Linked DNA regions of Homo sapiens: region 1 is linked to region 2. Evidence: read pairs that join two places in POLR2A ChIA-PET (ENCODE). Cell type or tissue: A673. All regions are shown on one strand. Links, peaks and the distances in the headings refer to the core of each region. The heading gives the core; the rest is flanking DNA. Region 1 has its middle 24 kb from the start of MAT2B. Region 2 overlaps HMMR (hyaluronan mediated motility receptor).

What was found. Peaks named below come from ENCODE experiments on the same cell type or tissue, not always from the same donor. Only the 100,000 strongest peaks of a DNase experiment are listed, where the experiment ranks them.
Region 1: POLR2A ChIA-PET joins it to region 2 with 7 read pairs; 10 of 35 experiments call an interaction of 5 or more read pairs at or near these places.

Annotation. Positions count from the first base shown.
Region 1 is chr5:163,527,311-163,531,708 of GRCh38, reverse strand. No RefSeq gene overlaps it. Among named protein-coding and RNA genes, the nearest start is that of MAT2B, 24 kb to the right of the region's middle. In A673, for the core only: no CTCF peak of the experiment used is centred there; no DNase peak of the experiment used is centred there.
Region 2 is chr5:163,466,711-163,471,108 of GRCh38, reverse strand. HMMR (hyaluronan mediated motility receptor) reads right to left here. Exons shown (of 18, transcript NM_001142556.2): 4 at 3,361-3,408; 5 at 1,280-1,468. Among named protein-coding and RNA genes, the nearest start is that of HMMR, 8.3 kb to the right of the region's middle. In A673, for the core only: no CTCF peak of the experiment used is centred there; no DNase peak of the experiment used is centred there; H3K27ac peaks cover 1,320 bases.

The DNA of each region.
Region 1 (4,398 bases), core at 252-4,251, 60 kb before region 2:
AAAATGGACTTTGAAATAGGGAGATTGTTCTGGATTATCAGGAAGTACCCAATCTAATCACAAGCATCCTTAAGATTAGAGACTATATCCACGCTGTTTTCAGAGTGGTATGGGATAGAAAAGTTGGAGAGATTTGATGTAAGGACCTGACCTGCTGCTGCTTGCTTTTAAGGTTGAGGACAGGGCCGCAAGCCAAGGAAGGTGATTACCTCCAAAAGGTGGGAAGAGCCTTCAGTTTATAATCTGCATGAAAGCAATGACCTCAGTCCCACAGACTCAAGGAACTGAATTCCACCAACAATCCAAATAAGCCGAAAACTTAGGCTCCCCTAGATGCTCTAGAAAGAAGTGCAGCCTACAGATACCTTGATTTTAGCCCACTAAGACCTGTGTCAGATTTCAATCTTTATTTACAAATTAATAAAGATTGTACTTTAATCCTTTTGTAAATATTAACTGCATCTACCCCCTTACACTTACTGACCTACAGAACTGTAAGATATTTGAGTTGTTTAAACCACTCCATTTGTGGCAATTTATTAAAGCCACATAAAAAATTAATACACTGTCTACAGCATAATGTCCTATTTTCATGCCCAGATCATCCTTAAAGTGCCCAAATACAAGAGATCTAATACCAATTTTACTACACTTAGCATTTAGTCAGCACCACCTTATGGAATGGAAATTCAAATACTGCTTGCTAAAATCCAATTGAACTATATCTTACAAATGGAAAATATAAAGACTGCAGGCTCGCTTCAGGAAGCTAACATTATTAACTTAAGAACACTGATTGGAACATTGGGTAAAGGATGAAAATTACTAGCTTTGTTTTAGATCAACAATGTTAATATGCCATGCTGATCCTTAATCATCCCCCAAGAATTGCTGTTGGCAGGAATCAGAAAATTGATTTTTCTCAATTTTAAAGCTTAGACTTGAAAGTCTGTAATAAGAAGTCCACAGGAGTTCAAGGAATATTTAGATATTTTCAACTAAAAGCTACTCCAAAAATGATAGGAATTATTACTAATAACAGCATCATTTTTTCCAGGTGAAGGCAGCCAGTATTAGTAGCCAAAAATGAAATGGCTAGTTTTGTGCTTCATTTGTATTAAATGATGACCATATCTAAGATACTTGTGTTCCAGTTGTAGTTAATTAACTTTCCCAAAGACATAATGGCAAAGAGCAGCAACTCAAGTAAGCCAGAAGATCATACACTGCTATGTAAGGTGTCAAACTAAAGAAAACTGAGAGTTTCAGCTCATAAAGTGGGTTAGGAGGTTCAAGATCCAAGCCTGTAAAGTCAATAATGGTATGGTGTTCTATAATAAGATAGTGCATTGAATACATGTATCAAATTTTGTTTTCCTCTCAAAATCCCAAGGAAAAATTTTTTTTAAAAAAAGGCCTAACACAACAAGGACAGAGAGAACAAGAAAGGTGACAACAGAACAAAATTTTGGAAGCTGAAAAGCAAGGGAACTAATGGTAAGAGATTTAACCTACCCAAAAGAGCTGAATTTTGGCTAGAAGTGGATTGAGAACTAAACTAACTTACTCTGAAAAATCCTCAAAAGGCTTGGGATCAGATACCTCTGAAATCTTGGGTAAAGGGGAAGGGACAGAGTAAAGAAGAAAAAGTGAAGTTAGATTCCCAGACACCCTCCCCAACAGCTCCTGATGACTGGACATCTGTTCCCTGGAGAGACCAACACAGATAGGTTCTATTTTCTCCCCTCCCTCCCCCTCCTTTTTTTTCCCAGACAGGGTCTTGGTCTGTTGCCCAGGCTGGAATGCAGTGGCGCCATCTTTGCTCACTGCAGCCTCGACCTTGACCTCCCAGGCTCAAGCGATCCTCCCCACTTCAGCTTCCTGAGTAGCTGGGACTACACAGCACCACCGCACTTGGGTAATTTTTAATTTTTTTGTAGAGACAGCGTCTCACTATGTTGCCTAGGTTAGTTTCAAACTCCTGGGCTCAAGTGATCCTCTTGCCTCAGCCTCCGAATGTGCTCAGATTACAGATGTGAGCCACTGAGCCTGGACAGAGGTGGGTTCTAGACTGAGGTGTGTGTGTTGGGGAGTAAATGGGCAGGTACTATGCTGAAAATAGGAGGATTAAGTGAACATATGAAGGCTGAATGCTAATTGCAGCAACTTCAAACTGTGTGGGAACTCTAATATAATCTAGCAAGGAGTTCAGAATTGTTTGCCCTATTATCATGGGACTAGGCCTCTACTGGATGAATATCACACTCTTAAGAAAGCCTATTTTATAACAGGTAAACTTGATTCTAACAATGAGCCTCTACATTACTAATTATGTGATCACCCTAAGTAGGAAGTGGATGGTATGAGAGGAGCCCTGAGTGCTAGCTCAGATGGCTTAAAGACATGATAGTGATGTGGTGAGCTCTCTGTTTCCCCTAGCATCACTTCTCTGTGATAAAACTTTCACATGTTCGGGTGCAGTGGTTCACGCTTGTAATCCCAGCACTTTGGGAGGCCGAGGCAGGTGGATCACCTGAGGTCAGGAGTTCCAGACCAGCCTGGCCAATATGGTGAAACCTCATCTCTACTAAAAATACAAAAATTAGCTGGGCATGGTGGCAGGCACCTGTAATCTCAGCTGCTTGGGAGGCTGAGGCAGGAGAATTACTTGAACCCAGGAGGCGGAGGTTGCGGTGAGCTGAGATCGTGCCATTGCACTCCAGCCTGAGTGACCGAGTGAAACTCCGTCTCAAAAAAAAAAAAAAGTTCACCTTGATGCACTCTCATTTAATAGCTTAACAGTAGGGATCTCAGGCTGCTTCTTCCATGCGCTTACCAGGCCATGGGCAGTCAGACCTTTGCCCTCCACTCAGGAGACTGGAAGAAGCCCGAGAAGTCTAATCTCCCAGGAGGAAAAACCTAAAAATAATGACAATAGGGGTTTCCCAACTAAAGGAAACCACTTACATTGGTACCAGAATAGTGGTTTTCCACTGGGGTGAAAAAACAGACCAAAAACAAAGGAGTATGGGGGAAACAGATATCCTGAAGACAAAAATAAAAAACAACAAAAAACTCCACGTAACAAAAACAAAATTACCATTGATATTTCTGAGATATATGAGAACCCATACATCCATGAAACATGATAATGATGCAATTTTTTTTTTAAAAAAAGGAAGCATACAGAGAACAAAGAAAAGCTATTAGGAATTAAGAAGATGGTAGCAAAAAAGAATTTAGTAGAAGAATTTGTAGGGGTATTAAAAAGTCAAAGCAGCCGGGCGGGGTGGCTCACTCTTGTAATCCCAGTACTTTGGGAGGCCAAGGCAGGTGGATCACGATGTCAGGACTTCAAGACCAGCCTGGCCAATATGATGAAACCCCGTCTCTACTAAAAATACAAAAGTTAGCTGGGCGTGGTGGCGCATGCCTATAGTCCCAGCTGCTCGGGAGGCTGAGGCAGGAGAATTGCTTGAATCAGGGAGGCGGAGGTTGCAGTGAGCTGAGATCGCGCCACCGCACTCCATCCTGGGCGACCAAGCGAGACTCCATCTCAAAAAAAAAAAAAGTCAAAGCAACCTCTCAGAATGTAAAAAGACAAAGAGCTGAAAAATTGTGAAGAAAATATGAAAATCAAAGAATCCATGTATTAGTTTCTTATTGATGCTATCTCATATTGCATAAATAACATGAGTTTACTGTCTTACTGTTCTGGAAGTCATTAGCCTGAAATGGGTTTCACTGGGCCAAATCCAAGGTGTTGCCGGGGTCATGCTCTCTCCAGAGGATCTAGGGGTGAATCCGTTTTCTTGCCTTTCTAGCTTCTAGAGGAGGCCCGAATTCCTTGGCTTGTGACTGCTTCCTTGCATCACTCTGACCTCTTGCTTCCATCATCACATTTCCTACTTCTTTGAATTCCTGCCTCCCTCTTAAAAGGACTCTTGTTACATTGGACACACCAGGATAACCTCCTCATCTCAAGATTTTTAAATTTAATCACGTGTCATAAGAGTCACAGGTTCTAGGGATTTGGACATGGACATCTTGGGGAAGGGGAGGGGGTCATTATTCAGCCTCCTACAGTCAGAATAGGAGATGTGATATCTATAAAGTAGAATGAAAAAGAAAATAGGAGAAAAATAGCAGTGAAATAGTGAAGGATTTAAGTTTAAAGATTGAAGGAACCTACCAAGTACAAGGCAAAATGAATGAAAAGAGAACTACAACAAGGGGCACCACTGTAAAATTTCAGAACACTAGAGACACAGAGAAGATCTGACAAGCTTCCAGAGAAGAGAGGAAAACATACGAAGGACAAGGAATCATAATGTCTTTGGACTTCACAAAATCAACAGTGGAAGCACAAACACAATGGAACAATGCATTCAAAATTCC
Region 2 (4,398 bases), core at 99-4,098:
TTCTACCTATCACTGGGGTTATGTTTTTGACTTTAATATACTTTGGTAGAGAGAACAGTCTTTGACCTACACCATAATTACTGATTGATTTAATTTTTTTTTCTTTTCTTTTTAAGAGATCAAGTCTCGCTCCGCTGTCCAGGCTAGAGTGGAGTGGCATGATCATAGCTCGCTATAATCTCAAACTCCTGGGCTCAATCAATCCTCCTGCCTCATCTTCCTGAGTAGCTGGGATTACCGGTGTGCACCACCACCATGCCTAGCTAATTTTTCAATTTGTTTATAGAGATGGGGTCTTGATATGTTGCCCAGGCTGGTCTCAAACTCCTGGCCTCAAGCAATTCTCCAGCCCTCAGCCTTCCAAAATGCTGGAAATACAGGCATGAGCCACTGTACCAGTCTACTGTTCTTATCCCTCTTTTCCTTAATGTGACTTGCTGGTTTATTTTTATTTTATTTTTGTAAGACAGAGTCTCACTCTGTCACCCAGGCTGGAGTGCCGTGTTGCTCACTGCAACTTCCACCTCCCGAGTTCAAGCTATTCTCATGCCTCAGCCTCCCGAGTTCAAGCTATTCTCATGCCTCAGCCTCCTGAGTAGCTGGAATTACGGGTGTACGCCACCATACCTGACTAATTTTTGTATTTTTAGTAAAGATGGGGTTTCGCCATGTTAGGCTAGGCTAGTCTCAAAATCCTGACCTCAAGTGATCCATCCGTCTCAGCTTCCCAAAGCGCTGGAATTACAGGTGTGAGCCACTGTGGCTGGCCTGTTGGTTCATTTTTGAAAGGTTGTTTGGGTGGTCACTTACCTCTATATGCTGGAAAGTCCATTGCAAGACTCTAAAGCAAGTCCCTGAGAAAGGATTTCTTGAAACATGTTTGCTTAACAAAATGAATCTGAATCGCCTGGTGTATGTTGTTTTGTTTTGTTTTGTTTTTTGAGATGGAGTCGCACTCTCTTGCCTAGGCTGAAGTGCAATGGCGCCATGTCAGCTCACTGCAACCTCCACCTCCTGGGTTCAAGTGATTCTTCTGCCTCAGCCTCCCGAGTAGCTGAGATTACAGGCGCCCGCCAATAGGCCTAGCTAATTTTTGTATTTTTAGTAGAGACAGGGTTTCTCCATGTTGGTCAGGCTGGTCTCGAACTCCCGACCTCAGGTGATCCGCCTGCCTTGGCCTCCCAAAATGCTGGGAACACAGGCGTGAGCCACCGTGCCCGGCCCTAAAAAACGTGTTTATATTTATTCAATTGTAAATATTATCATGAGGCTCAGATACCTTAGATTTTAGTAGTTCATTAGTCCTGGTCAATTCAATAAGTTGTTTTTCCAGTGTAGCATTATTTGCAGAGAGAGATGTTTTTTCCCTTAGTGCAGCATTTAGCCTTGCTTCCATCTTTTCCAACTCAGTTTCCAGATCCTGGATCCGCCTGTCCTGGGCACCACGTTCCTGTAGAAGAACACGAATCTGGACAAAAACAAGGTGATAATAAATGATTCACTGATAGAATGCCAACATAAGGAGATGCTACCAATAATCACCCCTAAAGTTTCTGGAAAAATCTCTGATTTTGACATTATGCTTGTAGATATTCTAATGTTACTAGCTATTTGAATAATCATATTTACCTATGATACATCTTAAAAGTCTTAATGCATTTTAAGAACATAAGAACTTTAGTTGCCATAAGTTCCAAGTACAATTAAGCTATCTATTCACTTTTTTTTTTTTTTTTTTGAGATGGAGTCTTGCTCTGTGCTCTGTTGCCCAGGCTGGAGTGCAGTGGCACGATCTCGGCTCACTGCAAGCTCCGCCTCCTGGGTTCAAGCGATTCTCCTGCCTCAGCCTCCCGAATAGCTGGGACTACCAGCACGGGCCACCACACCCGGCTAATTTTTTGTATTTTTAATAGAGACGGGGTTTCACCATATTAGCCAGGATGGTCTCGATCTCCTGACCTCGTGATCCACCCGCCTCAGCCTCCCAAAGTGCTAGGATTACAGGTGTAAGCCACCACACCCGGCCGCTATTTATTCACTTTTAAGGTATTTCCACCTATAATAGTTATTTTCTCTAGCTTCAATTACACAAATTCAAATTAGCTTAAAATGCTAAATGTTTTTTATTTCAAGAAGGCAGAGCTGGGCTTCTGAGGAGAATGTACTAGGCATTGGCAAGCCATCATTCTTGCTGCTATTACCAGATTAAAAAAACAAAAAACAAAAAAAAACCCAAACCAATATTTGTCAACAGAAAATGTGGAAGCCAAAAGACAATGAAATGATATTTTTAATATAATGGGGGGGAACCTGCCACCCTAAAATTCTATACCCAATGAAGTCACTGGTGTAAATTATTAGTTCTAATCCTGGCTCTACCACTCACTTACCAGCTATCTCACTGAGACTCAGTGATTATTCCTGTAAGTATCAACCCCTACATGTACCCTCAGTAAAATGATAGCTAACATTATTAGAATACATAAAAAAGAATCAGAGCAACTGAGCAGACATTTACAGTTACTCTGACATACTCTTGGTTGAAAGCCAACATTCGACTGTAATCAAATGAAAGATTTTAATATATTGAAAGAATATATCCATGAGGAAAAGAGTTGGTCAGCAATGGAAACAGAAAAAAAAGACTGCAGAGAAGCAAAGTTCACAGTGAGCTGCTTAGCATTGCTAGGAAAGTAAATGGGTTCTTTAGGTTAGTACTGTTCAATAGAAATTTCTGTCATGGTGGAAATGCCCTGTCCAGTATGGTAGCTGCCAATCACATGTGGCTACTGAGCACTTGAAATGTGATTATTGCAACTGAGGAATTGAGTTCTTATTTAATTTAGATCATCACATGTGGTGAGTAGCTACCATATCAAACAGCACAGCTCTATGTTATTTCACCCATGAGGAAGGCCTATACCTATTGTGCAGAGCAATGCATCGAGTTAGCCTAACTTCATCACAGTCTAACCAGCTAGGATTGCATGCTCACTAAGAAATCCTCTAGCTATGTTGTGTTAACATAAGTTAGCATACAGGAAGACTGTGAACGATGGATAGATATAAATATTTGATCCACATATATAATTGTAATCAACTGACATAATGATTTTTCAGTTATCAGTTTTTCATTAAGTGGGCTATCTTTAATCTCGGCGTTGCCAGCATACCACATTAACATAGCCCGGATAGATCTGTGAAATACTGTAAGAACTGTTTTCCTGTAGGCACTGTTCTGGATGGCATGTTTGCCTCACTGCAGGACTCCTCACACTGCAACAGAATCCTTATCTCTTAAATCTGTGTAACTCTCTTTCTATCATGTGTACTTTTCACTAAGTTTAAAGCACTGCTTACCTCTTTCTCTAATATCTTCAAATCTTTATCATTCTTTTGAGATTCCTTCTGTTTAAAAGCCAAAAAAACTTATAAGCAAATTTAGATGTCACAGATATGACAGCCAAATTTGTTTTTCAGTTATCAGAAAAGATGAAGGGATCCAATCAGTTAGTTTCTATTTTAAACATTACACTGTTAAACATTGTGTAGGCCACTCATCTGATAAATAAAATATTCTAAAAATCTCAAGACATTTTAGGTTTAGAAATTTTCAACCCAATAAATCAGGATTTTCCTAATCAGCCCAGTGAAAAGAACAGGTGGAACTTTATGAATAAAGCTACTGACTGCCTCCCTCTAATGTTAAATAGCAACACATCTTGAATATTTAATTATGCTATCTCAGAAAGAATCTTACAAAGAGAAATCGACTTAAACTTTGATACCCGAAGAGGAAAATATACAGATGCAAAGAAATAAAAACTGAAACAGCATAAGCTCTGATTCTAATTTTCTCATTGGCTTTATTCTAAATAAGACATATAATTTTCACACTATATCTTTTTATATCCAACAGACTTTCTGACACAATGGCTAGAAAAAGAATATCTTTTCCATCTAAAAATGGAAGAAAGGCATCAACATCTTGAATGAAATCTGTTTCAGATGTTTCTAAGTGGGGCAGGAGGTGGGGGTGACATCAGTGTCATGTTTATTAATTTCACACTCCATGAAATTTTTTATGGGGAAGGACTATTATTTTGGGGCTCCATACAAACTTGTATGTAATTTAGTTTTCTAAGGGGCTTTATAAATTACAAAATTACAGAACAGTTTCTTCAAGAAATTTAAGTCAAACCACTTACATCAATTTCTAAGAAAAGAGTGTCTATAATAGTCCTGCCCAATAAAAATAATGCAAGCCACCTATGCATTTAAATTTTTCTAGTAGTGTGTTTAAAAAGTAAAAATCTTAATATATTTTATTTAACCCAACATATCAAATATATTTTTTCAGCATGTCATTGGTATAAAATTATCAATGAGATGTTTTAT